Linked DNA regions of Homo sapiens: region 1 is linked to region 2. A link is a contact called in ENCODE Hi-C or POLR2A ChIA-PET data. All regions are on one chromosome and are shown on one strand. Each heading gives the region's core, a stretch centred on a gene start or an enhancer-like site at or near the end of the contact. The rest is flanking DNA. Distances are from core to core; before and after follow the strand shown. Region 1 holds the start of MAVS (mitochondrial antiviral signaling protein). Region 2 has its middle 36 kb from the start of SMOX.

Evidence for each region. A loop is a pair of places that touch in the nucleus more often than their neighbours do. ChIA-PET counts read pairs that join two places held with the same protein, here RNA polymerase II (POLR2A). Pooled maps may share reads with other maps.
Region 1: a pooled map shows a loop between it and region 2 (2.1-fold over the local background). The contact joins the promoter of MAVS here to the enhancer-like site in region 2. A Hi-C loop is called at or near these places in 1 of 50 pooled maps. POLR2A ChIA-PET finds 5 or more read pairs at or near these places in 4 of 52 experiments (A673, H1, OCI-LY7 and 1 more).

Annotation. Positions count from the first base shown.
Region 1 is chr20:3,845,512-3,848,211 of GRCh38, reverse strand. It overlaps MAVS (mitochondrial antiviral signaling protein), which reads right to left and starts at 1,378. Exons shown (of 7, transcript NM_020746.5): 1 at 1,309-1,378. RefSeq lists silencers at 1,102-1,481, 1,912-1,961.
Region 2 is chr20:4,111,351-4,114,050 of GRCh38, reverse strand. No RefSeq gene overlaps it. Among named protein-coding and RNA genes, the nearest start is that of SMOX, 36 kb to the left of the region's middle. Within about 2 kb of position 1,315, at least 5 of the 41 ENCODE cell types and tissues checked have a DNase peak (open chromatin) inside an H3K27ac peak, as active enhancers do.

The sequences.
Region 1 (2,700 bases), core at 129-2,628, 270 kb after region 2:
CAGGAGAATCTCTAGACCCAGGAGGCAGAGGTTGCAGTGAGCCAAGATTGGACCACTGCGCTCCAGCCTGGGCAAGAGAGTGAGACTCCATTTCAAAAAAAAAAAGACCCCTTTCTCCTTCCTTTCTCATGGCATCAGCCAGGTACCAGAAGGCAGTCAGATGAGGCACTCTTCTGCATTCCAGCTTCAGCCACAGATGGAGGGGAAGGGATGATGTGGCCCAAACAAAAGGAAAGGAAGCCCACATTTGTTCACATTTATGGAGGGCCCATTGTAGACAGGCACATCCTAAGGTTCTTTCAGTTAATCCTTCCCCAATCCCGTGACAGGGAAAGTGTTGCCAAGGTGCACAGCTGGCCAGAGGCTAGCACAGGATTTGAACCCAAAACCTGCTGCCTCACTGCAACTGGTCATACACCTTGCAGGGCACAGAGACCCCTGCAGCGAGACCCACACAGCCACCTGCCTTCAAGCCCAAAGAGGACCCAAGGTCACTTGGCGGGAGGGAGGCTGAGGGTGCACTTAGGTGGAAGCAACATTTAGTCCAGACATTAACCCTGCTTTCACATGGCTGCCACAGGTCCCAGGTCGCTGGCTGTCCTCCTAGATATTTTTGAGGCTTCACGGCTTCCATACAGAGAATCCCTTTTTCGTGTTTTTGGTTTGTTTCATGTTTTCTTGGCACTTCCTTCCCAACTGAGAAGGAAGTAGGTGACAGAGTGTTCCCAATACAGCAAAGTTTCCGACCTGACTGTCCAGAGGCTCTGAGTGCATCCCGGAAATAAACACCCACCCTTCCCAAAGGGACAGGCCTCACAGCCTTGGATCGGATTCCTGGGCGCGACCCAGGTCCGCGGAGGGCGGGGAGGCCGTTTTGAGCTGGTGTCGCCGCCGAGAACTGTCCAGACCCAGCGGAGGGCGGCAGCACTCGACCTCTAGGCGCACCCGGTCGAGGCTCGGCCCCACCTTAGCGTCACCCTGGGCCCGCGGGCGGCAGGAGGAGGTCAGCGGCCGCTGCCCGTCCCCTTCTGGCCCTACCTTTCCCCCAGCCTGAGCAGACGCCCAGCGCCACCTACCCCCTTTTCCCCGGATGCTGGATGCGGCGCCTGGAGCCCTCAGTGTTCCCGAAACTCTTGCGACAGGGCCCGCTCTTCCGGATCCCCGCGCGTCCTGTCCCCTCCTGGGCCCCCCGCGCACCCCAGACCCAGGGCGTCCCGGCGGACTCCGTCCTGCCGCTGCAGCCACCTTCCCTAAAGGCGTCCGTGCGTGCTGAGCCGAAAGGACCCAACGCCCGGGAAGCGATCTTACCTCGGGTACCCCCGGCCCTGAGACCTGGCGACCGCCGCCCGGGGCCCAGGACCCTTCCCGCAGCGAGGAGGCGGGGCGGGCAGAGCGCGCGGCCATTGGCCATGTGGAGGGGCGGGGCTACTCGGCCGCGCGTGGTTGGCTGGCGACGCAGGCGGCTGCGCAGCGGGGACGGTCACTGGGCCTTGGTTTGCGGGTCGGGAAGCGCTAGACTGGGCTCGGAGAACCGACCTGATTTTTTGCTGGGGGCGCGCAGTCTCGAGCAACTTCCAGGGGAAGTCCGGTGTCCGGCCAGAAACCAGGCAGGTGGCCGGCCTCGGAGTCATCGGGGGGCTGAGAATTCCATCCCCACGCTTCCCAAGTGAAGCAGCCCCTCCTCCCCCTGGGAACTTTGAGGGGTGAGGGTCTTCGTGTCGTTCTCTCCGGCACCCCCATGGCCTGGCATACAGTTAGTGCCCAATAAACGTTGGGTGCCGCTGAAGTCACAGGGGCAAGGATGCCTATCCTGGAGACGTGCACGCTGGGCCTGTGGGAGTGGGAGCGGGCGGGGGACTGCTGGGTAGGTAGGCGCAAGGCAGGGACGCCAAGGTTGGCTGGCGGGCAGGCTGGGTATGGGTTGGGTGCTGCGTGGGAGAGGCCTCTTACGCCCAAGGGCCTGGGACAGGTACCTCCCGCAGTTCCTGCCATCTGCCTCGCCCTTCCCCTTCTGGGGCAGAGGCCAGCACTTACTGAGCACCTACGATCTTCCAGGCACAGGGTCTTCTATTCTTTTTTTTTTTTTTTTTTTTTGAGACAGAGTCATGCTCTGTCGCCCAGGCTGGAGTACAATGGCGCGATCTCGGCTCACTGCAACCTCCACCTCCTGGGTTCAAGCAATTCTCCTGCCTCAGCCTCCCAAGTAGCTGAGATTACAGGCACATGCCACTGCGCCCGGCTAATTTTTGTATTTTTAGTAGAGACGGAGTTTCACCATGTTGGCCAGGCTGGTCTCAAACTCCTGACCTCAGGTGATCCTCCCACCTCGGCCTCCCAAAGTGCTGGGATTACAGGCGTGAGCCACTACGCCCAGCCTCAAGTGAGGTTTTATTACTGTACTTTATATCCCTGTGAATATTTCACAACCTTCAGCATTTACAAAGTATGCTTAATCACACCTGAACTGTAATAAAACCAGCTCTGCCTAGTTTAGCCAAGAGGGCATAAATGTTGATTAGTTCAAGAATCAATCCTGCCTGCTCCCCACCGGAGCAGCTCTAGCAGCTTCATATCTAATTCTTTCAGGAAGAACATTGAAAGTGTAGGAGCGGGCTTCCAAGTGCAGCTATCACTCCTGTCTTTGCTGGACCTCAAAGAGCATTCAAACAATCCCACTGCCTGACTAGGTGGTTCCCTGCC
Region 2 (2,700 bases), core at 66-2,565:
ACCCAACATACAGCCACACACACAAACACACAGTCACACAAACACACTCGCCAAACTTTCTGTTACCCCTCAGAAATTAACTGGGAAAGTAACTGGCATCTTGCCTTTCTCTTTGATAATTGAGAACAAAAAGTAAATATTTTTCCCTTCTCCCTTCTCAGGAAGGGCAGTCAGAGGAAGAAAGCAGTTGACAAGTTTTTTGTATCTCTTAGGCTACCATGAAACATGTCCCTGTGAGGTCTGGGCCAAGGGGTGGAAGTGTTGATTCTTTGATACAAAGAGGAGAATGACCCAATCACAGCTGATGGCCACCAGGACCTGCAAACCAGATGACAGTCAGAGGCTCTCCTGGTTGACTTTAAAACCAGCCTGCAGAGGAGGATAATCAAGCAATCAAGCACGCTTATTTTAATTTTGCAAAGCCAAGTGACTTTTTTTTTCACCAGGGTGTTGTACGGTAACTCACACCTGTGGTCCCAAAAACAGCTAGGCGTTTGGAAGAAGCAGTGACTTGAGCATTTAAAGTCTAGCTCTGGCCTAATTCACAGAGGGGCTAGAAAGTAATTCACATTGGAGTGTCCCTCTCTGGTCCACTGGACAAAGAGACCAGCCTGGTATACCCCCATGCCCATCAGGCACTGGCCATGGCCCGTGGAAGGCAGATTTAGTGCAGGGAGAAGGAACAGCTGGAAGCCGTTAGCAGCAAATACTCATTCGCTGCTGCTGGGGAACAGCCCATCTGCAGCCAAAGGAGATCCAGGCAGTGCCAGATCATCCTCTATGTGCACCTTTTGAACCAGCAAAAGCTCCAAGCAGGTGGTTCGCACACTTGAGTGAGAATCAGAATCACCCGGCAGACTTCTTAAACCACACATTGCTGGGGGCACCCCGAGAGTTTCTGATTCAGCAGGTATAGAATGCGGCCCGAAAATTTGCATTTCTAACCAGTTCCCAAGTAATTGCTGGTTCTGTTGGTCTGGAGCTCACATTTTGAAAACCACAGCTCTAAGCATATGGGACCGGTAATTTCCACCAATTAAAGGCTGAGTTATGAGCACAGATGGGAATTTCCTGATAAAATCATTGTTAAAATGATGTGCTGAAGCCTCCTGTACACTGATTTGAGGCAGAGATAGGGCCCAAAGAAATAAAGAACTGGCTTAAGCAAAAAGGGAATTCATTGGTTCATAAAACTTAAAGGCTCCAAGGCAGCAGCTTCAGGAATGGTTCGATCGAGGCTCAAATAATGTCTCTCCATCTCCCAGCCTTGCCTCTTTCAGGTTGGCTCCTGTCCCAGATTTGAAAGGGTGGCGCAGCTCCAGACCTCACTTCCTCTCTGCAGGTCCAGCAAGAAACAGCCTTTTCTAGGTTAGTCAAGTTCCAGAATTAGTTTTGGGTAAGCCTAACTGGCTGATTGGCTTAGGTGGAGGTCACAGGTGCCTCCCGTGAGCAAGCCAGGAATGGAGAAGAAGGCTTAGCTGCCACAGCATTGGGCTCTGACCCTGGCTGGGAGCCAGAGACTTCCCCAAATGAAGAAGAGAGCAGCAGGAAAGCCCTGGCTACACACCCTGGAGCAATTGGTTATCAGACTCTGAAAGCCAGATTTGAGTCAGCCATGTTCCTGACCTCCATACCACACCAACGGCTCCCAGGAAATGGTACTAACATTCAGCCCCATTCACAGCTAAAGTAGGGCAGAAAGGCATGGCTATTTGTGAGAAGCCCAAGGCCCCGAGAGCTGAAGGGACATGTCCATTGACACAACTCATTAAAAGCAGTCCCAGATTTGAGCCCAAGCCTCCTGACCAATGCCCTGGGTGGTGCTCCAGGAAGACTATCACAAGCAGGGAGGGGCCTCACTCCTAGCAGCAGGTCAGTGGAGCAAAGTTTCAGGGACTCTCATCCCAGCCAGGGTTCTTCCTTTTGCAAAGAAAGGAACACTGCGTGAAGTGGCTTCAGCAAAAAGAGAATTCACTGGTTCATAAAACTTAAAGGCGCCAAGGCAGCAGCTTCAGGAATGGTTCAATCAAGGCTCAAATGATGTCTCCCCATCTCCCAGCCTTGCCTCTTTCAGGTTGGCTCCTGTCTTAGATTTAAAAGGGTGGCACAGCTTCAGACCTCACTTCCTCTCTGCAGGTCCAGCAAGAAACAGCCTCTTCTAGGTTAGTCAAGTTCCAGAATCAGCTTTGGGTAAGCCTGACTGGCTGACTGGCTTAGGCAGAGGTCACAGGTGCCTCCCCTGAGTAGGGAAGGAGGACAAGCTCCCTAAGGGAAAATCTGCTGCCAGGAAAAGATAGAGGGAAGGTTGACCAGCAGAGCCAGCGGATGTCCCCCTCAGAGAATGCTGCCTACTTGTCGGCTTGCCTGGTTGCCTGGTTATCTAGTTGTTTGGTTGCCTGTCGTCTGGTTATCTGGTTGCCTAGTTGTCTAATTGTATACTTGTCTGGTTACCTAGTTACCTGGTCACCGGGGGCCTGTGTGGGGATGAGCCTCTCTGGCTGACTGTCTTACCTCCATCAAGCCCCGAAGCTGAAGGAGAAAAAGACACAATGTGTAGGCCCCTGGTGCCCAATTCCCTGAGGATGGAGTACCCGGTGGGTGTGTTTGGGGGGCCTGGGGGAGGGTCCCCACTTCTTCTGTGGTGTTCTCCAAGGAGATTGGGAGTGGGCTCTGGCCTGAGTTCCTGGACATCTGGTCCCT